2 separate regions of the Homo sapiens genome follow, and region 2 is linked to region 1. A link is a loop called in an ENCODE intact Hi-C map of the cell type or tissue named here. Cell type or tissue: OCI-LY7. All regions are shown on one strand. Links, peaks and the distances in the headings refer to the core of each region. The heading gives the core; the rest is flanking DNA. Region 1 has its middle 180 kb from the start of LINC01624. Region 2 has its middle 190 kb from the start of LINC00242.

Region 1 (11,267 bases), core at 4,025-9,024:
CTCACCGGGAGACAGTTGGCAATTTAACACTGATACTACGCAACGAGGGCCATGCGTGTTACAGGCATCTGATGGGAACTATTTTGGGTGACACATTTGACTTGGAGCATTTATTTTACAAGTTTCTAATTCTGAGTTTCTGGGAAGTGGCCGTTGTCAGGGACCAACGGCCTCCACAAGGGAGGCTGTCCTGACGCGTCATCCTGCTGTGTGGGTAGCTGGCACCATCTGGCTTCAACGCTGGCTCACAGGAGAGATTTTCCTCTCGGAGAATGAAGTTTAAACAGGATGAGACTCGCATGGCTCGACGGGGGGCAGCAGCATTCTCAGGGTCAGCTCAGGAGTAAAACGTGCAGCCTCACGGGTGGTGCTGAGGCTGTTCCGAGAGGCAAAGAGGAGTTCCGGGATTTGAGGGTTCCAGCAGGAAGGGGCTCTTAAGGCCTATGCATTGAAATAATCAGAGAGGAGTGTCCTCCATCGCAGGCCGACACCCTCAGACCGGCACAGCCCGCCCTCCTCGGACACCAGTGTCCCCTCGCACTAATGACAAGCCGCCCTCGTGACCATGTCACTGGCACCCACAGCTGTGTCTGCACCTAAAAGCAGGGGCCATATTTTTATGCATTAATTAGTGGATTGAAAACACAACTTCAGGTGGAGCTTGGCCTACCCCTGCTCTGGACCGTCAGAGTGTTGAGACCAGCACCAACTGTGGGCTGGAACTGTCTGATGCTTCTGTGTGTTAACTCACTCAGCCCCTCGAAAACCCTATGAGATGGGTCCTAGCATCTCCCCGTTTCACAGATGGGGAGACCAAGGCACACGAAGGCAAAGCAGACCCCTCAGAGGCCTCTGGCTGACGAACGGAAGAGCCGGGACTCAGATCCTGGACGTCTGACTCCGCATATGGGCGCCCCCAGCACCACCAAGCGTGTCTGCCTCTCAACCTGCAAGGGACATCAGTAATTCACGCCATTTTAATACAGGATTGAGTGATCTAACAGAGGTTGGTGGAGAACTGATGTGGGCAACATAGTCCTTGGGAGAATCACTGAAAAAAAGGCTGAATGTGGCCGGGCACGGTGGCTCACGCCTGTGATCCCAGCACTTTGGGAGGCCGGGCGCAGTGGCTCACTCCTCCAATCCCAGCACTTTGGGAGGCCAGGGACGGTGGCTCACGCCTGCAATCCCAGAACTTTGGGAGGCCAGGGACGGTGGCTCACGCCTGCAATCCCAGCACTTTGGGAGGCCAAGGCGAGCGGATCACTTGAGGTCAGGAGTTTGAGACCAGCCTGGCCAACACAGTGAAACCCCATCTCTACTAAAAATAAAAAAATTAGCCGGGCATGGTGGGGTGCCTGTAATCCCAGCTACTCAGGAGGCTGAGGCAGGAGAATTACTTGAACCCAGGAGGCAGAGGCTGCAGTGAGCCAAGATCACGCCACTGCACTCCAGCCTGGGTGACAGAGTGAGACTCCCAGACAACAGGAGAAGCAGCAAATCACACAGGAGCAGGGAGACGGCGGCCTCAGAAGATGCAGCTCACACCGGGGCCTGAGAGAGAGTCTGGGTGAGAAAGAGGACGGGCATCCCATGGCCACCTGGAAGGCAGGAGGGTGAGACCAGGGTCATAAAGGAGAGAGGCCATTCATTTACGACAAAGCCCAGAGAGTTTCCCTGGGTGCGTCTGAAGATGGGAGCAGAAAGTGGAGCCTTAGAAATAAGAATACCTGAGCCCAGAGGGAAGTGCCCCCAAGAACTCATGTCACCCCAGAAGGAAAATAGGGCATTGGTCACCTCTGGGATGGTGCGAGGATATCTGCAGTGAGTAACCAGATATCTTCAGTGTTAAAGGAAAGTCCCCAGATTTAAGCGTCTGTGTGTGTTGTGTATATTCAGTTAATTATACACCTTACGCAATGCTGGGGTGAGAGGCCTGAATTCCAGTATTCCCGGGAGCTCTGGGGAAGTCACCCTTCCAACGATTTCTCCTGCTGTTTGGGACCAGCTCTGCTCATGAAGGTGCCAGCACCATCCGTCCCTGAGTTCATGTCCATGGCTGAGGGTGACTCCAAACACTGCCAGTGGGTTCTTCTTCCCGACTTTGCCGTTTCACTGAGTTAAAGGTCTGGCATTTACCAAAACCATCTGCCGCAACCCAGCCAATCTTCCAGAAGTGTCCTGATCTCTTCCTCTGTTGAGTATTTAAAAGTGAAGCACATTTGTGTGGACTCTCCCCAAGGCGGAGCTGCCCGAGTGCTGGGCTGCCCTGATGAGCTGGTGCTGAGACAGAAGCGGCTTTGCGGACGGCTGCACGGGCTGTGTGTTCTGCTTCCGAACTCTATCAGGTGAGCGTGGAAGACACTTCCATAGACACAGGGAGGTGCTTTACTGCTGAAGGCGACTCCTGCATGCAAACACGGCAGCATTATCTCCACGTAGAGGGAACACAGGACGCTCAGAGGGAAATTCTCGGAAAGTGGGGTGTCTCCAGCTCCTCCTTCCAGGCCTCTTCTCAGCCGTGAGGCTGCGCTCTGGGCCTCAGTCCCACCCACTGCACCGTCCTCCCCACCGCGGCATCCATGCCGGCCCCGCACCTGTCAGGATATGGGGGAGCCCTGGCCCTGAGGGCTTTCTGTGGCTCCCCAGGTCCATGTTTCCATTCTCTTTGCTCCCACCGTTTTTTCTCATGTTCTCCTTTTCACACAATATTTATTGTCTTGTCCCCTCTGTTCTGTCAAGAGCCCAGACTGTGTAACACACATTGCCTGGCCCAGAGCCCATTCGATAAATATGTGTGGAAAAAAAGAACCAAACAAGGACTCAATACCTCTCCTGCCTCTTCCATGAAATCATTGTTTTGATTCGAGAATAAAAGATGTTTGGATTAAAATGTTTCTTGAATTTTTCCATTCCTAGCCTCTTGCAAGATCATTGTGCTAGATTTTGAATGACCTACTTTTCCTTCTCAGGCCCAAGACTTCAAGAGACTATTGTGGTAACGGAGCCACAAATTAATCTTTCCATTTTCTGAAAATAGAATTCTACTTACATAAGTTTAAAAAAAATTGTTGGTGGTTAGAACAATATCATTAATATCATTTTTATTTTTCAATTAAATGATTCCAACTGTCTTCATGATAATTATTTATATTTATAGAACATCTTAAAGGGTACATTTCACACAGAAAAACACCACGTCCAGTCTCTGTCCAGCCCATGGAGGGCGACCAGAGGTGATGGTTGGCGTGGGCAGCAAGAAGCCAGGGAGGACCGAGCGGGGAGCAGGCGGGGAAGGCAGAAGGGGCGGCAGGAGGGATAGGGCAAGCCGTGGGGAGGCAGCCACCCCGTAGCAGGAGAGGCAGGGAACGCCACGTCGCTGGTACAAATGGAACAAACTCCAACGCCCGTCTAGAGTTGAAGCTTCTGGGCAGAAGGGAGCTTTATGATCCACGCCCAACCCATAGGCCCGCTCCCGCCATGCCCCCTCCTCTGGGAAAGCCGCCTGGAGTGTCCACCGCAGAACGAGTGCTGCGCTCAGCAGCACCAGGACCCGCAGGGCCCGCACTCCCCTCCGCACGAAGCTCACTGTCCACGAGGAAAGACGAGGAAATGCGGGGAAAGGAGGGCACGGGACAACACGTCCAACTGTGTAGAGGAAAGGGACCTGCGTGGGAAGGAAGGGGCAGGGGAGGCTTCGAGAAAGAGCCAGGACCGTGTAGTTGGACCCTTGGAGGGAGCTACACGTGGCCAAGGGTGCAGGGCGGCCCCAGGCTGGGGAACAGCACCGGCCAAGCTCGGGGAAGGGCGTGGACAAGGCCGGCCCGTGGAACGGAAGGGAGCATCGCACTGTTAAAAGGTCATGAAACGTCCGGGAGCCTCAGCAGGGGAGGCCGAGTGTGGAGGTTTAGAGGAAAGGAATGAGGCTGAGGCTGCCAAGGAAAAGCATGGTGTGGGGGGACCCGGAGGCCCCGCGGTGGGAGGAGCGTGGTGTGGGGGGGGACCGGGAGGCCGTGGGGTGGGAGGAGCGTGGTGTGGGGGGACCCGGAGGCCGTGGGGTGGGAGGAGCGTGGTGTGGGGGGACCCGGAGGCCGTGGGGTGGGAGGAGCGTGGTGTGGGGGTACCCGGAGGCCGTGGGGTGGGAGGAGCGTGGTGTGGGGGGACCCGGAGACCCTGCGGTGGGAGGAGCGTGGTGTGGGGGGACCCGGAGACCCTGCAGTGGGAGGAGCGTGGTGTGGGGGGGGACCGGGAGGCCGTGGGGTGGGAGGAGCGTGGTGTGGGGGGGACCCGGAGGCCCTGCGGTGGGAGGAGCGTGGTGTGGGGGGGACCCGGAGGCCGTGGGGTGGGAGGAGCGTGGTGTGGGGGGAGGAGCGTGGTGTGGGGGGACCCGGAGGCCCCGCGGTGGGAGGAGCATGGTGTGGGGGGGGACCGGGAGGCCGTGGGGTGGGAGGAGCGTGGTGTGGGGGGGACCCGGAGGCCGTGGGGTGGGAGGAGCGTGGTGTGGGGGGGACCCGGAGGCCGTGGGGTGGGAGGAGCGTGGTGTGGGTGGGGACCGGGAGACCCTGCGGTGGGAGGAGCGTGGTGTGGCGGGAACGGGAGGCCGTGGGGTGGGCGGCAGCACAGGTTGTGGCTGAGCTCGGGGCCGGGGCAGCGGCGCTTGCCCTTGGGAGGGAGAAAACAGGCAAAGGACAGGATGTGGTGAGCGTCGGCCCGCGAAACCCCGCGGCCACAGCCTGAGGAAGTCTGTAGACAACAGGCTCGGCACGAAGGAGAAAGAGCTGACGTGGCTGTGAGGTGCCGCTGGTGGGAGCAGAGCTGGGAAGGGAGCCTGGGTGTGACTGTGGGGCTGGGAGTGAGCGGGGAGAGGGACAGGAGACGGGAAGGGGCTGCTGGAGCGCAGGAGGACGGCCAGAGGTGCGCGGGCCCCCACCGCAGCCCCAGCTCCCAGATGGTGCACGGACCAACCACTCAACAATCAGCCTGTGAGTTTTCGGAAGAACAGAGTCTTGGGCCACGGAGCCAACAGGTTCCTCCTGCAGGTGGCCATTTACGCTACACTCACCCCAAGGCCCCAGCCAGGAGCGTGGCCTCAGTGCAAGAAGCCACGGGGCCTAACACGAGCCACACCGAGAGGTTTCTGGGCCTGCAGGTAACCCTGCTGTACCCCCCTAGCCTCTGGCATAAGTGTTTGTGAGGGGCCTTCGGGGGCTGGTCCCCGTGCAGGCTGACCGCGGTGGAGTTTGCTCAGTGTGTGATGAGGCACATGTGTGTACGTAACTGAGCCCACGTGTGAGGGCGAGGACCATCCGTGCCGGGGCCTCCTGTTGAGCAGCCACGAGACATCACCTCACCCGGCACATGGGCGGCCGCTTCCTCTTGGGCCTGGAATCCTGACAGCCAAGGCTTTGGGGCCGTGCCTCGCCCTCTTTCACAGGCATCTGGCCCTGGACTGTCCCCGCCGGGCGGCAGTGTAGGCTCCCCGGGGAGGGGCAAAGGTCCCACTTGGTGCAGGCAGCTCTGCACGTCTGATGAGACACCAGCTGGGCTGGGTGCGGTGGCTCACGCCTGTAATCCTAGCACTTTGGGAGGCCGAGGCGGGCGGATTGCTTGAGCTCAAAGTTAGAGACCAGCCTGGGCAACATGGTGAAACCCTGTCTCTAAAAAAAGTTAGCCAGGCGTGGTGGTTGGTGCTATAGTCCCAGCTACTCAGGAGGCTGAGGCAGGAGAATTGCTTGAACCTGGGAGTTGGAAGTTGCAATGAGCCGAGATGGAGCCACTGCACTCCAGCCTGGGGGGACAGAGCGAGACTCTATCACCAAAAAAAAAAAAAAAAAAAAAAAAAAAAAAAAAAAAAAACTGCGATCTGAGGCTTCCTCCTGCTGCTGGCTTCCCCTGGGGACTCACTGAGCCAGGGTCTCCATGCATCACGGCATCGGTGGCAAAATCTCACCAGCACTCAGGCAAAGCAAAGCTCACCTCCTCCCTCCTGAGCTGGCTGCACACGCCTCTGCTTCCATTTCCTGTAGGTTTTATTCAGCAGGAGTATTTCTAAACTGCAACATACAAAGTATCTAAAAACAGATTTTTATTCTTCTCCACCTTCTTTTTTTTTTAAACAAAGCTAACTTACATCTTCCCTTAATGATAATTGGTTTGAATGTCATTTTCAGAGAGTGACTTTTAAAAAGTACTTGTCATTTTAAATGAGTCTCTGCATAATTGCACTGGATTCTCTTGAGAACGTGGCTTTGACTCAGCCTTGGTTGCCCACGGCCAGGAGCCCATGGGCCTGGCTCTTTCCGAGACAGAGCTGATTTCCGGAACGCTCTTATCGGCCTTCTGCGGTCTGGGCCTGAGCTTTGTGGTCTGGCGGGGCCTTGGCCAGGCCGTCCCCACTTCCTACCACGCTCCCGCCTTCGCCCCTGGCTCTAGTCTTTCCTTTGACCTAATTTTAATGTCACTGCATGGCCACCTGTGCTCCAGATTCACACACAGCCACTCCCCTGCTTTTTATTCCCTTAGATTTTGCCCGAACCCAATCTTACTGTTAAAACACACATACAGACACACAACAGACAAAAGCTCACATCCCTTGTGACACCACCCAGTGCTCCCCTGACACTGTGACCGGTGCGTTTGTGCCTTCCTGCGTGTGGCCTGCATGTCTTCGTCTGCCATGCCCACGCTGTGATGTGCCCAAGTGCTCCCCACAGCTGCAGCCTTGCTCCCCCACGTCCTGCGGGTGGGCACTCCCTCTGCTCCCAGGGGATCTCTGGCATGACCTCTGTCATGACGTCTGCCATGGTCTCTGACATGGCCTCCACTGTGGTCTCTGACGTGGCCTCTGCCGTGGTCTCTGCCTTGCCAATGTTTCAGCTGCTTCCCTGCTCATCATCCCCTGCTCATCGTCCATTCTTCCCTAGGGTAAATGCTGAGAAAAGAAACTGATGCATCACAGAGTCAGTGCAATTTTAATGTAATCAATTTGATGAATTTATTTTGAGATGACGAATTCTGACTTTTTAAAAAACCATTTATGCACCAATTTCCTCTAATGTTTGACATTAAACGTTTTCATTTCTTCTAATCTAATGGGAAAAAAATCAGACTGTTTTCCATTGCAGTTCCCTGATCTGTTGTGAGATTGTGCAGCTTTTAAATGCTTCTTGGTAATTTGCATTTCTGCTTTTGTAAGTTTTGCTCATATTTCTTTGGCCATTTTCTTCACAGCTGTGTGTTCTCCCCACAGCGGAGGAATTGTCTTCTCGCACCTGTGAAGTGCTATTGGATTCACCCACTGTGCCAGCCCCTTCCTACGAACAGTCGGTCTCACTCTGCTACTCGTGTCTCGAGGCTTCTCTACACGCCCATCATATTGATGCTGTCGTACTCATGGTTCTTTTCTTTTGTGCCAGTTTTTCTGTTATATGCAAGAAGATGCTCTCTGCCCGCAGGACCATACGGACACTCTTCTTTCTCCCGTCACGTTGGAATTCTTGTTTCTCTGCTTAGAGCTTTAACCTCAGTGGGATCCAGTTTTGTGAATGGTGTAAATGAGGGATTTGGCTCATTTACTGGCTGTGAGTCCTGTGCCCAGAGCTACACTTCCCGTGAGCATGTTTGCCACTTAATGCCGGACACCGGCCCTGCTCCCGGCCCTGCTCCCGGCCTTGCCCCCTGGTCTGCCCCCTGCCCTGCTCCCGGCCTTGCTCCCTGCCCCCTGCCCTGCCCCCTGCCCTGCTCCCTGCCCTGCTCCTGGCCTCTGCCACTTTTCACAGTCTTCTGTCCCAGGTCTGCCACTTACCTGCCCAGCAGGGGTGAGATCCCTCAGGGAGTCGGAGATAGAGCCTCTTCCTGTCCTTCCAAGGGGAGCAGTGTATGGAGGCTTTGGAGGATGTTTCTGACAACACTGGGGTGTGCACCGTTCCAGCTCCCAGGTTCCAAGGTGGAAGTCACCAGAAGGAAGAACAGAAGCAAAGACAATGCCAGGCTAAAGCAGGAGCCCACCCTTCCTGTCTGGGGGCCGCACCCGGGGCTGCTGACCTGGTGGCTACTCAGCATGGTGCCTGAGCGTTCACAGACGTTGAGTGACCCTGAGCGTTCACGGGCACTGAGTGACCCCACTGCCCTCTTTGGAAGCGTCCTGGGGGCAGATTTGCCGTGGTCCTTGTGCAGCCGATGTCTGTCCCACCTGGAGCGACTGACCCACCTGTGGTGATGGGGTGGATGGAGACAGGCCCTCTGTTAGAGGCAATCGGAGCAAATTATCAAACTCTAAAGCCAGAGGACCCTTAGGGCTTCACTGAGTGGTGGCAGGAGCCACGTGACACAGCCGGAAACCCCATCCATGCCCTGGGGAGATTTTCCCTTGGTGAGGGACCCTGCAGTGCGGCCCAGCCTTTCAGCCTTTCTGGTAAATTGCACCAGGGAATATGTTAGGACTTATCTGTATCAGGTGCCTCATCATCGGTCAACGCTGCGTCACCCTGGGCAGTCACAACACCACACAAACTCACGACAGCACCACGCAGCTCACAACAGCACCACACAAGCTCACAACACCACACAGTTCACAACAGCGCCACACAGCTCCCGACAGCGCCACATAGCTCACAACTGCACCACACAGCTCACGACAACACCACACAGCTCCCGACAGCACCACACAGCTCACAACTGCACCACACAGCTCACGACAACACCACACAGCTCACGACAGCACCACACAGCTCACGACAACACCACACAGCTCACGACAGCACCACACAGCTCACGACAACACCACACAGCTCACGACTGCACCACACAGCTCACGACTGCACCACACAGCTCACGACTGCACCACACAGCTCACGACAACACCACACAGCTCACAACTGCACCACACAGCTCACGACAGCACCACACAGCTCACGACAGCACCACACAGCTCACAACTGCACCACACAAGCTCACAACAGCGCCACACAGCTCACAATAGCACCACATAGCTCGTGACAGCACCAAACATGCTCACAACACCGCACAGCTCACAACAGCACGACACAAGCTCACACCACCACACAAGCTCACAACAGCAACACACAGCTCACAACAGCGCCACACAGCTCATGACAACACCACACAGCTCATGACAGTACCACACAAGCTCACAATAACACCACACAAGCTCACAACAGCACCACACAAGCTCACAACAGCACCACACAGCTCACGACAGCACCACACAAGCTCACGACAGTACCACGCAGCTCACGACAGCACCACACAAGCTCACAACAGCACCACACAGCTCACGACAGTACCACGCAGCTCACAACAATGCCATGCAAGCTCACAACAGCCCCACACAAGCTCATACCACACAGCTCACAACAGCACCACACAAGCTCACAACAGCACACAAGCTCACAACAGCAACATGAAGCTCACAACAGAACCATGCACTTCACAAAAGCACCACACAGCTCCCAACAGCACCATGCAGCTCACAACAATGCAATGCAATCTCACAATAGCACTACACAAGCTCACAATAGCACCACACAAGCTCACAACAGCACCACACAAGCTCACAACAGCGCCGCACAGCTCCCAACAGCGCCGCACAGCTCCCAACAGCACCACGCAGCTCCCAACAGCACCACACAAGCTCACAACAGCGCCGCACAGCTCCCAACGGCACCGCGCAGCTCCCAACGGCGCCACACAAGCTCACAACGGCACCACGCAGCTCACAATGGCACCACAGAAGCTCACAACAGCCAACTGCGGGCTTGACATTGCTTTGTTTTGTTTGCTTTCTAGCTTTCCTTTATTCTGTTTCTGCTGTCTTTCCTGGACCAGCAAGGTGGCTAACTAGGAATTCGTATCGCAGCTGTCACGATCTCTTTCGTGTCTATAGCATGAACTGCGATTTCCTTCCCTCCTGGGCTGTGTTGTGGAAAAGATGAGCCCACGGAGGGTGTCTGGAATAAACGGGGAATCCTCCCACCAGCACGCCCGCCTCTGCTGGGAGCATGAGGCAGCACGATTCTCTGGGCGGCAGCTTGTCTCCACCGCGGGGCTCTAACCGATCTGCCACCAGAGCCACTGACGTCCTTCCCCAGCCAGGAGCCTCTGCAGTCCCTGCTCCCACCCTCAAGGGCACACGAGTTCAGAGTCATTCCCAGGTTGCACGGAGCAGTTTGAGGAGGGAATGGATGGGGTCTCCTCCCGTCGAATGGCTCCCCTGGCTCCTCTGCAGGTCAGCACCTTGGAAAGGCACGTGGGTGTCAGCGCAGCCGCAGGCCCAGCCTGTCTGCCTCCTGGAGGCCCCAGGCATGCTGCCTCTTCCCCTGTTGCCCTGGCCCTGGGGAGCTCTGGTGCCGTCTGCCTCATCCCCGAGGCAACGTCTCTGCTGCTGGACCAAACACGGCCTGAGTCCCTCGCAGCCTATGCTCTGCCCACAGACACCAGATCCACAGTTAGAACAAACGTGTGTGCCTTGGCCTGGCTGTAGGGCCTGCCAAGCGTCTGGGACTCATGAAGGGCTCCGGGATTTCAGCTCTGGTCCAGTCCACTGGCCTGAGCCAGCTGCAATGGGCTGCAGGGGAGTGGGGGAGGCAGGCTCGATCAGAACCACAGCCTGGGAGGGCCTGGCTGGGAGGCCCCTGCTCCCAGAAACTCACCTTCTCCCAGAGGGGTCTCTGTCCAGCAGGCGAGCCTGGCCCCAGGCCTCTCTGCAGCAGGCATGGACTGGCTGGGTGACCCTCAGGGAACTGTAGCTGGTGTTCAGCAGCACTGCCGTGCTAGGCTCCACCTCCCACCTGGCGCGGCGCCTGCTCCCCAACTCCCCTTGTTCCCAAACCTCCCCCTGAACCAGCCTCATGTCCCCCAACCATTGGGACCAGAGTGGCAGCTGACTGCAGGTCCCAGCATCCCAGGACAGCCCGCCACGCGCTGGGAGCCACGGCCGAGCTCCTTCCATTCCGGTTCACACCCAGACCGTCCGAGCTCTGCCCATCAGCCACCACGCGCTGGGAGCCACGGCCGAGCTCTTTCCATTCCGGTTCACACCCAGACCCTCCGAGCTCTGCCCATCAGCCACCACGCGCTGGGAGCCATGGCTGAGCTCCTTCCATTCCGGTTCACACCCAGACCATCCGAGCTCTGCCCATCAGCCACCACGCGCTGGGAGCCATGGCTGAGCTCCTAGGGCCTGCAGATGAACCAGTTCCTGAGCTGGGGCTGGGGACGGGCAGGCCAGGAGCCGGAACCTCTCAGTG
Region 2 (11,267 bases), core at 2,581-7,580, 100 kb before region 1:
CCAGGACTTAGGACCTGCCGCCCCTAGTCGCAGGGCCTGGGACAGCTGCCAATCCTTCCTCACATGCAGCTCAGGGCGGCGCCTCCCCAGCTGGACAGGGATTCAAGGCCCTCAGCGCCGGGGCCACTGCTAAGTGGCAGGCATAGGAGCTGCACGTTTCTGAGAGGACATTTCCTGACTCTTACCCCATTTGAATCAAGTAGAGATAAGCACCCTTATGTCTATGTTATTTCAGATTTAAAGAGGCTGTACACTTTGCGCTTTTTCAGAGAACCAGGCTCGTGCCTGGCTCGTTGGCTCTGCCCGGCTCGCTGGCTCTGCCCGTGCGGGACTGTGGAGAGGCCAGGGTGAGGGCTTGGCGCCTGCTCTGCCGGAACCTTCCACTTGCTTCTCAGCCTGGGGCAGGGGCTCCGTCCCAGCGGTGCCGGCAGGTCCATCCTGCTCAGGCTGTGGCCATGGGCGCCTGACACGGTCCTGGCCTGAGTGGGGATCAGCAAATCCCTGATACACAAGGGACTGAACAGCAGCTCAGAAACGGCTCCACGCACCCTCCAGGACACAAAGGCAGCGAATGGATGTGACACAGACGGCGGCCTTTCCGTCCTTCCTCACCCTGGAGTCCCCATGCAGCCTCCGCCGTGCAAACCAGCCACGCATCAGAGAGACCACAGCCCGCGCCTCTCCCCGAGCCCAGACCCGTGCCCGGCTGCTCCTGAGCAGCCCTGACCCTGATTCTCATGTGGAAGTCTCAAACCACGGCTACCACCACCAAGCAGGCGTCTTCCTTCCCACGTGCACGTTTTCCTGCATGCTTCCACTCTGAGTGAGGGGAGATGCCATGGAGAGCTTGGTGCTGCAGACCCACAAATCCGACTGTGCTGGAAGTGGTGCTGGCCAGTGCACAGGGCAGTGGGGCTTGCAGTAGCTCGGCGAGAGACCCCGGGCGGATGGCAGTGATGTGTGGGGAGAAGCACTCAGACCCTGGCTGGGTTTTCCATGTAGAAGCTTCGGTGTTGTTGATGGAGGCTGGGGTCAGGGTATGAGCAGAAGACAGGGCAGGGCAGTGCGGGGCCTCTAAGCTCTCAGCTCAGCCTCAAACAGCGTGGCCTATGGGACAGCACAAAACCACTTGTGCTGGGACACCGCAGGACATGCATGACCTATAATGCAGTGGCCAGAAGCACCATCACAGTCATTTGGTGGAAACCAAAGACAAAAGTCCACAATAGATTCTGAAGAGGGGCGAGCCAGGTGGTCATCATTATAGAGCTTTTCTGACAGGACGGGGTCCTCCACGTGCCCCTCAAGAGGCAGACACTACAGGTGTGCGGCGGGGACCCACGCGGGAATGGCCACCTCTGTCTCAGGCAGAACAGACTGACGCCACCTGCCCCTGTCAGGGCCACACCTGCAGGAAAGAATTTCAAACTTCAGATCTGAACACTCTGGAAAAAGAGAGTGAATGTTTAAGCTCCCTCTCAGCCTGGCAGTGGTGGCATCCACGGGCGGCGAGTCCAGATCCTGAGGCTGCCACAGCCCCTGCACCGTGTATGCCTATATGCAAGGACACCCAGCTGTGGTGAGGCCTGGGGCCGCCGCCCTCTGCTCCAGCCACCCCTTGCTGCTCTCTGGGGGTTCCTTCAGCTGCAGGAAGCCAGGGCCGCTGTCCATCCCGAGGCCCCGTCCCTCCTGCCACCCTCTCGGCCTGCACCTGCCAGAGTCCAGAGAGGTTTTCCAGCAGAGGCTGTGACCGCAGCCGGCGAGAGATGAAGACGGAACCCGCTCCCCACGACATGTACCCAAAGGCGCCGGCCACAAGGAAACATGCACAGGACATCACAGGGCACGTCTGACAAAGATGCGGGGGCTGCGAGGACTGGGAGTGGCTGTCCACGAGGGCCCAGGGCCATGCTTTCATGGACCGTCTTACCCGCCTGCTCAGTCGAGGCCGAGAGCCCCGGGGAGAGCCGTGGCCGCCTGCCCCAGGCAGCACTGGGCATTCCCACGCTTCCTCCTCTCCAGGACAGGCTCCTCAGATGAGAGCAGGGATTGCAGCACGGGCCCGGGCACCCCGGCCGCGACCCCGCCATCTCTGAGCCACGCCCCCTAGCCAGGGCCGCCCACCCACTATCACTGAGGCCCACACCTGCTGAGACCCACACCTGCCGAGGCCCACACCTGCCCAGGCCCACCCATTATCACCGAGGCCCACACCTGCCGAGGCCCACACCTGCCGAGGCCCACACCTGCCGAGGCCCACACCTGGGGGATGGGCAGTCGGGGGAGGACGAGTGGTGCCGAGGGTCTGGGGGGCCCCTGAACCACCAGGGCGAGGTTCCCGGCTGGGGAGACGCAGAGCCAGGGCTCTGCACAGGGGGTGCCCTGGGGAGCAGGCATGAGAGCCACTTCTGCGAGGTGAGGTCACGAGACAGACGTCAACAAGGGCTGGCCAGAGAGAAGAGCCGGTCACCCAGGGCCTCGGAGGGAAGGAAGGCTCAGGGACCCGCGGGACGAAGGCTTGGAGAAGCCCCTGGGGAGCAGCTTGAGCACAGCGAGCTCTGGGACAATGGCCAGTGTCCAGCGACAGGGTGTTCAGAGACGGGGTGTCCAGCGACAGGGTGGGTCCGAGGGGACAGCGGCCGCCATGTCCAGCGACAGGATGGGTCCGGGGGGACAGCGGCCGCCATGTCCAGCGACAGGGTGGGTCCGAGGGGACAGCGGCCGCCATGTCCAGCGACAGGATGGGTCCGAGGGGACAGCGGCCGCCATGTCCAGCGACAGGGTGGGTCCGAGGGGACAGCGGCCGCCATGTCCAGCGACAGGATGGGTCCGGGGGGACAGCGGCCGCCATGTCCAGCGACAGGGTGGGTCCGAGGGGACAGCGGCCGCCATGTCCAGCGACAGGGTGGGTCCGAGGGGACAGTGGCCGCCATGTCCAGCGACAGGATGGGTCCGAGGGGACAGCGGCCGCCATGTCCAGCGACAGGGTGGGTCCGAGGGGACAGTGGCCGCCATGTCCAGCGACAGGGTGGGTCCGAGGGGACAGCGGCCGCCATGTCCAGCGACAGGGTGGGTCCGAGGGGACAGCGGCCGCCATGTCCAGCGACAGGATGGGTCCGGGGGGACAGCGGCCGCCATGTCCAGCGACAGGGTGGGTCCGAGGGGACAGCGGCCGCCATGTCCAGCGACAGGGTGGGTCTGAGGGGACAGCGGCCGCCATGTCCAGCGACAGGGTGGGTCCGGGGGGACAGCGGCCGCCATGTCCAGCGACAGGGTGGGTCCGAGGGGACAGCGGCTGCCATGTCCAGCGACAGGATGGGTCCGGAGGGACAGTGGCCGCCATGTCCAGCGACAGGGTGGGTCCGAGGGGACAGCGGCCGCCATGTCCAGCGACAGGGTGGGTCTGAGGGGACAGCGGCCGCCATGTCCAGCGACAGGGTGGGTCCGGGGGGACAGCGGCCGCCATGTCCAGCGACAGGGTGGGTCCGAGGGGACAGCGGCTGCCATGTCCAGCGACAGGGTGGGTCCGGAGGGACAGTGGCCGCCATGTCCAGCGACAGGGTGGGTCCGAGGGGACAGCGGCTGCCATGTCCAGCGACAGGATGGGTCCGGAGGGACAGTGGCCGCCATGTCCAGCGACAGGGTGGGTCCGAGGGGACAGTGGCCGTGATGTCCAGCGACAGGGTGGGTCCGGGGGGACCTGCTCTTCCAAGACCACATCGTCATAATTCTGTGAACATTTACACTGAAAAACAAGTGTTTGACTGGCACCGATGCCTGGCACAGCTTCCCTCATTCATTCCCATGTGCACACCGGGCACCTCCTTCATGGCCTCAGCCTCCCTGGTCCCCGATTTGCACTGGACCTGTGACCAGGGCTTCCTCACCTGAAGATCGACCCGGTGCCAGCCTCCGTCCTGCTCCCCCAGGCTCAGCCTCCCCACAACCCAGTGGCCTCCCCCTCCCACGGCCCCCTCAGCCGGGCACCATCACACTCTTGGGTTCACATCGGGCCACCTCCTGGCTGGGCGGGATGAGCCCTGTGGGGCTGGGACGTGCATGTCAGCAAAGGAGCCAGCACCAGGCTGGTCTGGAGATGCTAACCCAGAGGTTCCTGGATCTGGCAGGCTGTGCGCGGCCCTCCTGGCCTGGCCGTGTCCTCAGCTGGTGCTGCAGCCCATCCTCTCTGATCCGCACAGACCTGTGGCCACCCTTGTGTGTGTCTGCGGCACATTTAAATTACACATGAATTGAGAGAAGGACCTGCCCCGTGGACCTCTGCAGCCTCCACAGGACCTGCAGGTGCGGAGTGGTTCCTTTCTCATGGTGTCGAGGGCCAGCAGGCTGCACTCTGTCTCCCCACGCGAAGTGCCACAAATAGCCGATGTCTCCCCGCCCTTTCCTCAGCTGCTACTGCTGGGTTCTAACCTCCAACAGGCCAGCCCCAAACCAGGCCCCTGGCACCTGCTCAGGCCAGCCAGCCCGTCGGCCCCTCTGTGGGTGTCTGGTCTCAGGCCCTGACCTCTGGTGCTATGCCTCAGCACCCAGAAATGCTCTGCACGCAGTGGTCCCCGGTCCACAAAATGCACCCCTGTATGTTCACACACATGCATGTGTTCCAATAATACACACTCACAAGCCTCACATACACACATATGCCTATACAGTACACACAGGCACACACAATAAAACTCATACACACACATACACACACACATGACACACACAAGCACATACGTGCATATACATTACACACATACAACACACACAAGAATGCAAACACACATATGCATATACATTACACACAGGCACACACAACACACTCATATGTACACACGTACACAACACACAACACTCATGAGCACACACGCATATGCATATACATTACACACGGGCATACACAACACACATGCATACACACAGGTACACACAATAAAACTCACATGCACACACATACACACACAACACACACAAGTATGAGACCCCACAGTCAACCAGATCGAAGTAAACGGACGATTGGATGGAGCGGAAATCCCCTATCACCCTCTGCTTTGAATAGTTTGCTATCTGCATGATTTAAAGGAAAACTGAAGCTCTTATTAGAATAAAGTAAAAATGATCATTTCTTACCTTAAAATATAAACACGTGTCTGTATGTCATGTGTGGCCTGTCAGGAAGATGATTTGCATTGTCGGTTTCTGAGTGTGCTTTACAGGAAATAAAGGATGAGGCCCCTTCACGTGATGGGCTCCCGTCTTGCACGCTGGTTACCCCTTGGAGCTTCCCGTTTATGTGGATTGTGGCAGTGACTTGAAGTGGAGCCGAGTGTAGTGACCTCTTGTTAACGCCAGAGAGGTCTGTGGACCAGTGTGCTTTCTGCTCACATCGACTGAGAGTGCCACTGGGTAACAGCGGCATTCTCACTGAGTGTTTTCTTCATCATACAACTGCACCTCTGACGATCTCAGCCCACACAGTGGGAGGCGCTCCGAGGGCACGGGAAGCACCGGGCGACCTCAGGAGCTGCAGCGCCGCCAAGATGTTGGCCTCTTTTATTTCCTCACTTTCCCTTTTATATGGTTTTAGCTCTCACATTCTATTTAACTCTCTTTATAGCCATTTGCCATTGTGTGAGATGGCAGTTGCCTGCAATCTCCTGGGACTTGCTACTCTGGACGGAGGCTGAGCCCCTGAAGTCCACCCATCTATGACTCCTGGTCCACCCAGGCATTGGCCCTGCCTGGGGATCGTGCCTGAGTCTGCGCGGCCCTCTCCACTCAGAGCCGCCTCAGAGCCTCCTCCACAGCCCACGTAGCCCTGCCCGCTTTCCCTGGGATTTCGGGTGCAGTCGCAGGGTTAGGGGTGAGGGTTGGCCCCCCTCCAGGCAGGAGTGCCAAGTCCTTTCCAGTGCGGCTGCCCAGTCTACCGCGGACCTCAAGGTTTGGAGGCAAATGGCCCCACATCCCTCCTGACACCAGGACACCCAGACTTTCTGTTCCTGCAGGTCCCATGGGTGTCGGATGGGGCCTCAGGCTGAGCAGCGCATGTGGGTGCCCAGTTCATTTGTGAAACACCTTCTGTGTCCTCTGCAATCACCCTGCAGGGCTGTTCAGGGTCCTCGTGGGTGTGAGGTCTGCAGGACAGCGGCCCACAAGGTGCCCACGCCCATTCTCAGAACCTGAAATGTGTCACCTGTGTGGCAAGAGGGGCCGTGCAAATGCCATTAAATCGAGGACACTGAGCAGGGAGGTGTTGCCACATGATTCAGGGGGCCTGATGTCCTCACGGGCATCCATAAAAAGGAAAAGAGGGAGGTGGAGGGTCGGGCTGGCCAGAAGGCCAGGCACAGACCAGACAGAGGCTGGGGTAGAGCACAGAGAGGGTTTCTCCCAGGAGCCTCCAGAAGGAACCAGCCCTGCCCACTTCTGGATTTTCGCTCACAAAGACTTGGGCGGGATTTCTGACCTTGAGAACTGGAAGGAAATAAATTTGTGTTCTTTAAAGCCACTAAATTCATGGAAATTTGTTGCAGCAGCAAGAAGAAAGGACTCCGTTGCAGAAGAGGTCTGTAAAAAAGATCTTTGGTATCTATCATTTTTAGTTGCGTGTATTCCAAAATCTCCCAGTCTGAAATTTTTAAGATGTTTTTTGATGAAGAAAAGTTTATAATTTAAATATGGTCAAATTACCAACATTCTATATTTAGCTTTCTTTAAGATAAGCTTTCCTATTTCAAGGAGTAAAAGATACTCACCTATATGGTGTAAATTAATGGAGAGATATATCATGTTCATAGATAGGAAATGACAATTTTAGCCAGTTTGAATCTATAGACTCAGCCCAATTCAAATCAAAGTCCCAATAGAGTTTTCTATGGAGCTCAATGAGCTGATTCTCCAAGTGTGAGGAAAGAAGGATCCAGGGAAAGCCCATACTCCTTGCTGTGGTGTTTAGGGGGGTGAAATTTTTGTGTCAACTTGACCGGGCCAAGAGGTGCCCAGATACTTGGTCAAGCATTATTCCAGTGTGTCTGTGAGGGTGTTGTTGCGGGAGACTGACATTTGAACCTGAGCATGAGAAAGGTGTGGGCCTTGGTGTGTCTGTGAGGGTGTTGCTGGGGGAGACTGATGTTTGAACCTGAGCGTGAGGAAGGTGTGGTGGGCCTCGTCTGAACAGTTGATGACCTGAATACGACAAAAGGGTTGAGAGACAGAACTGGGATGAGAACTGACGCCGGCAGCTCTCTGGGTTGCCACTGGCATATCTTGGACTTTGCCTCCATGACTCAGTGAACCAGCTCCTTATTGTCTATGTATATGTCCACTTCGTTCTGTTTCTCTGGAGAACCCAGGCTAATCCAGTGTTCCAGTTTCTGCAGGTTTCTGAGGTACCACCCCACCCTTCCTCTGTGCCCCACACGCCTCTCAGAACACTGATCAGGCCCAAGTCACCAGGGATCTGGGAAATGCAGGAAGGATGGGGGAATGAGCTCTGTGAATTCACGCAGAATGCTGAATGCATAATTTATCACCCTAAGTAAAGACATCCTCAGATACAAAGGGCATAGAGTTGAGCTTCCCAGTGAGACGTACACCCTTAGCCTCCTCCCCGCAGCCCGTCCAGGACAGGAAGTACGAGGAAAGCCTTCTGCGGTGCCTGCAGCGGGCGGGTGGCTTCCTGTCCCAGACTGAGGTGCCTGTCCCAGATCTCGGGGGCAGCCCCACAGGCATGGCCGGCAGAGCCGCGGGACAGGCCCCCCTCTACAGAGGCCGCTCAGGGTGTTTTCTCTGCCAGGCCCCAGCCAGGGTGAGGAAGCAGAAATGACCTACTTTCCCTCTGGTGATTTGCTATCCTGATGGCCTCTCCCTGTGGAAGAGATGCAGAGGCCAAGGTGAAGGACAGCGGCTCCCTCCAGCACCCGGCCAGGCGGGCCATGGGCCAAGCAGGTGGGCCCTCTGCCCCAGGGGTTCCGGGTGTGCCGGGTGGTGTGGGAGAGGCCTCTGCTCCTTCTGAGCTGCAGAGAGTGGGGCTGGTCTGAGGCCGCCCTGCCTCTAGGCCATCCCTGCCAGTCTTGTCTGCAGCCCCGTTGCCAGGGCGCAGTCCTAGACAACCTGTCACATGCCTGAGGTCAGAGGTCAGGGTTGCTCCTAGGTTCTGAAGCCTTGGACCAGGGGACCGGCCGGAGCTTCTGTGCCTGAGAATGCTGAGCCGGTCCAGCATGGCCCAGGTCGATTGTGCAATCCTGGGCCAATAGCTCCACACCTTCCCTCAAGGTTTTTTGTTTGTTTGTTTGTTTGTTTTTGAGACAGAGTCTCGCCCTGTTGCCCAGGCTGGAGTGCAATGGTGTGATCTCGGCTCACTGCAACCTCTGCCTCCTGGGTTCAAGCGATTCTCCTGCCTCAGCCTCCCAAATAGCTGAGACCACAGACACACACCACCAAGCCCAGCTAATTTTTGTATTTTTAGTAGAGATGGGGTTTCACCATGTTGATCAGGCCGGTCTTGAACGCCTGTCCTCATGACCTGCCCACCTTGGCCTCCCAAAGTGCTGCAAGTACAGGCGTGAGCCACCGCGCCCGGTGCCCCCATCAAGGTCTTCTTAAGTAAAATGGAGCAGGCGTCTGAAGCTTCACCACCCAAGGACCCGACTGTCTCAGAAACGACCCCTGGAGGCCGAGGACCCGAGTCCCACAGCCACTCCCTCACCCTGGCCTTGTGCCCCATGGTTTTCTCTCTTTCCTGTGAGTCCCACAGCCCAGCCTGACCAGGTTGCAGCCCTGGGCTGGGCCACATCCTGGTGAAATCCCCCTGATCCTGACAGTGCTGTTTAAAATGGAGAAAACATGGGTTTGTCAGCAAATGGACAGTTCTGGGAGTGACAGTACGTTCCCATGCGGATAAGGTGTCTGTCTGTATCCCTGCTTGCCCCTCTGTGCCGGCTCGAGCTAAGCTGTCCTGGTGTGGCCCCTTGGCATTAGCCTCTGAGCTGTCTCCACGGCCTGACCGTGCCCTAACTCTGAACATGAAGGGGAACAGTCCCCCGGGGCCAGCCGGGACAAAGCAAAGTGGTGCTGAGAGTGGGGGCGGCAGCTGCTTTAAGCTCGGTGGGTTTGCCGATAGGACAATGCATGCCAAGCAGCTGGGGATGGAGCTGCAGGCCCCTCCAAGCCCCTGCCCTTCACTGCTGGGTGGGAGACTAGAAGGCCGCATCACCCAGTGTCTGTGGCCAGAAGCTCCAGCCATGGGTGTGACCCTGAGTGGTGGCTCAGCCCAGGTGCTGAAGGCTCTGGGCCCTGTGGGGTGATCCAGGAGCAGGGGCCTTTGTGGACAAGGGCACCAGCCTGCGCGGTGAAGCTCAACCACAAACGTGTTTTGAAGGAGGGAGCCACTCCTCCACCAGCCTTTCCAACTGAGCATCCATGTGGGTGCACCTGCCCTGGTGGCCTTCCGAGCCCCGTGGTCACAGCCTCTCCTGGGGACCAGCTCTTCAGAGAACATCTCAGGAGCCTGACAGCACTGCCGTCCTGTGGCCCCGTCAGGACCCTGAGCCACAGGCCCAAACAGAATTCTGTGGGCTTAGCTCCCTGCTGGCTCCCTGCAGACGCCTCTAACAAGGCCTGTAAATGATGTTTCTTTGAATCAGGCTTGTGTGGCGTGCTAAAGTGCATTAACTTTTATTTATGTTACAGTATTAAAAACAGATGAAACATCAATCGATCCATTGGGGTGCCCTTTGGGAGTTACAGACAAAATAATTTGAAAGATCTTTTTTAAAAATGTGTTTGAATTGAAGCTCCAGATGGTGCTTAAAGATGTGTTGGAGGGTTCTGTATAACTCAGAAGGAAGAACAAAGACAAAACAACAACAACAACAAAAGAGATGCACGAGTGAGTGTGTGTGCGGCTTCGTTTATGCCGAGGACTCTAATGCAGAGAACACAAACTCTGCAGGCACAGAGTCCAGACCCACACCCAGCACCCGGTGCCTCCCTGCTCCGCTGTTCCCAGGCCTTAACAGTGAACCTCAGCGTTCGCCTTTGTAAATGGAGAAAGCCATCTCTTTTGTAGGGTATGGGGGCCCTCAAAGAGATAGTGCCTACCTAAAAAGAAGGAATGCTGTTAGACCTGACTTGAGGCTAGAGATGCTGTAAAGGAGCTCAGCACACAGTAAATGCTCAGTAAGTGTTTTCCATTCTTTCCAGCAGGACCACTCACTGCAGGTCTTATATTTGCCTAAGAAATTACTGAATGCTTGTCCCACAAAGAAAATTGTTGGAACTCATAAATGAATTTGGCAAAGTTTCAAGATACAAAATCAACAAACATCAGTTGTGTTTCTATACACGAACAATGCATAATCCAAAAAGGAAACCAGGAAAAGGATCCAGGTTCAAGAACATCGAAAAGGAATAAAATACCTAAAAGCGAACTTAACCAAGGAGGTGAAAGACTTGTACATTGAAAACTACAGGACATTTCTAAACGAAATTGAAGAAGGCACAAATAAATGGAAAGGCATCCTGTGTTCACTTAGTATTGTTAAGATATTCACAACATGCAAAGCAGTCTCTAGGAATTCTATAAAATCCCTACCAAAATCCCAATGGCATTTTGTGCAAATGAAAAAAATTAATCCTAAAATTCATACATAAAGTCTCAAGGGACCCTGATTAGCCAAAACAATCTTGAAAATAAAAAAGAAAGATGACTCACATTTTCTGATTTCAAAACTTACTACAAAGATATAGTAATCAAATGGTGTGGTACTGGCAGAAAAAAAAGACAGATATATAGAGCAACAGACTAGAATAGAGGGCTCAGAAATGCACATCTGTGGCTAAATGACTTTAACTCACGCATCAAGACCACTCCATGAGGAAAGGATGACCTCTTCAAATGATGCTGGGAAACCTGGCTGTCCATATGCAACAGAATGAAGCTAGACACTTACCTTACACTATGAACAAAAATTAACTCAAAATAGGTCGAAGACCTAAATGCAAGACCCAACATTGTAAATGTCTTAAAAGAAAACATAAAGGAAAGTTTTATAACATTGGATTTGTCACGAATTTCCTGCCTGTGACACCAAAAGCACAGACAATAAAAGCAAAAATAGACAAATGGAACTACATTAAAATTTTAAAACTTCTGTACATCAAAGGACACAATTGACAGAGGAAAGGCAACCTATGGATGGGAGAAAATATTTGGAAATCGTGTATCTGGCAAGGGGTTAATATCCAGAACATTTACAGGACTCCTA

Evidence for each region. Hi-C counts contacts between places; a loop is a spot of excess contacts. Peaks named below come from ENCODE experiments on the same cell type or tissue, not always from the same donor. Only the 100,000 strongest peaks of a DNase experiment are listed, where the experiment ranks them.
Region 2: a loop joins it to region 1, with 2.2 times the contacts of the local background. A loop is called at or near these places in 2 of 110 quality-filtered maps.

The regions. Positions count from the first base shown.
Region 1 is chr6:170,083,403-170,094,669 of GRCh38, forward strand. No RefSeq gene overlaps it. Among named protein-coding and RNA genes, the nearest start is that of LINC01624, 180 kb to the right of the region's middle. RefSeq lists enhancers at 5,231-5,330, 8,261-8,762. In OCI-LY7, for the core only: no CTCF peak of the experiment used is centred there; DNase peaks (open chromatin) are centred at 4,709, 5,059, 5,929 and 6,329; H3K4me3 peaks cover 2,229 bases; H3K27ac peaks cover 2,351 bases.
Region 2 is chr6:169,984,952-169,996,218 of GRCh38, forward strand. No RefSeq gene overlaps it. Among named protein-coding and RNA genes, the nearest start is that of LINC00242, 190 kb to the left of the region's middle. In OCI-LY7, for the core only: a CTCF peak has its summit at 5,476; a DNase peak (open chromatin) is centred at 5,250; H3K4me3 peaks cover 835 bases; H3K27ac peaks cover 849 bases.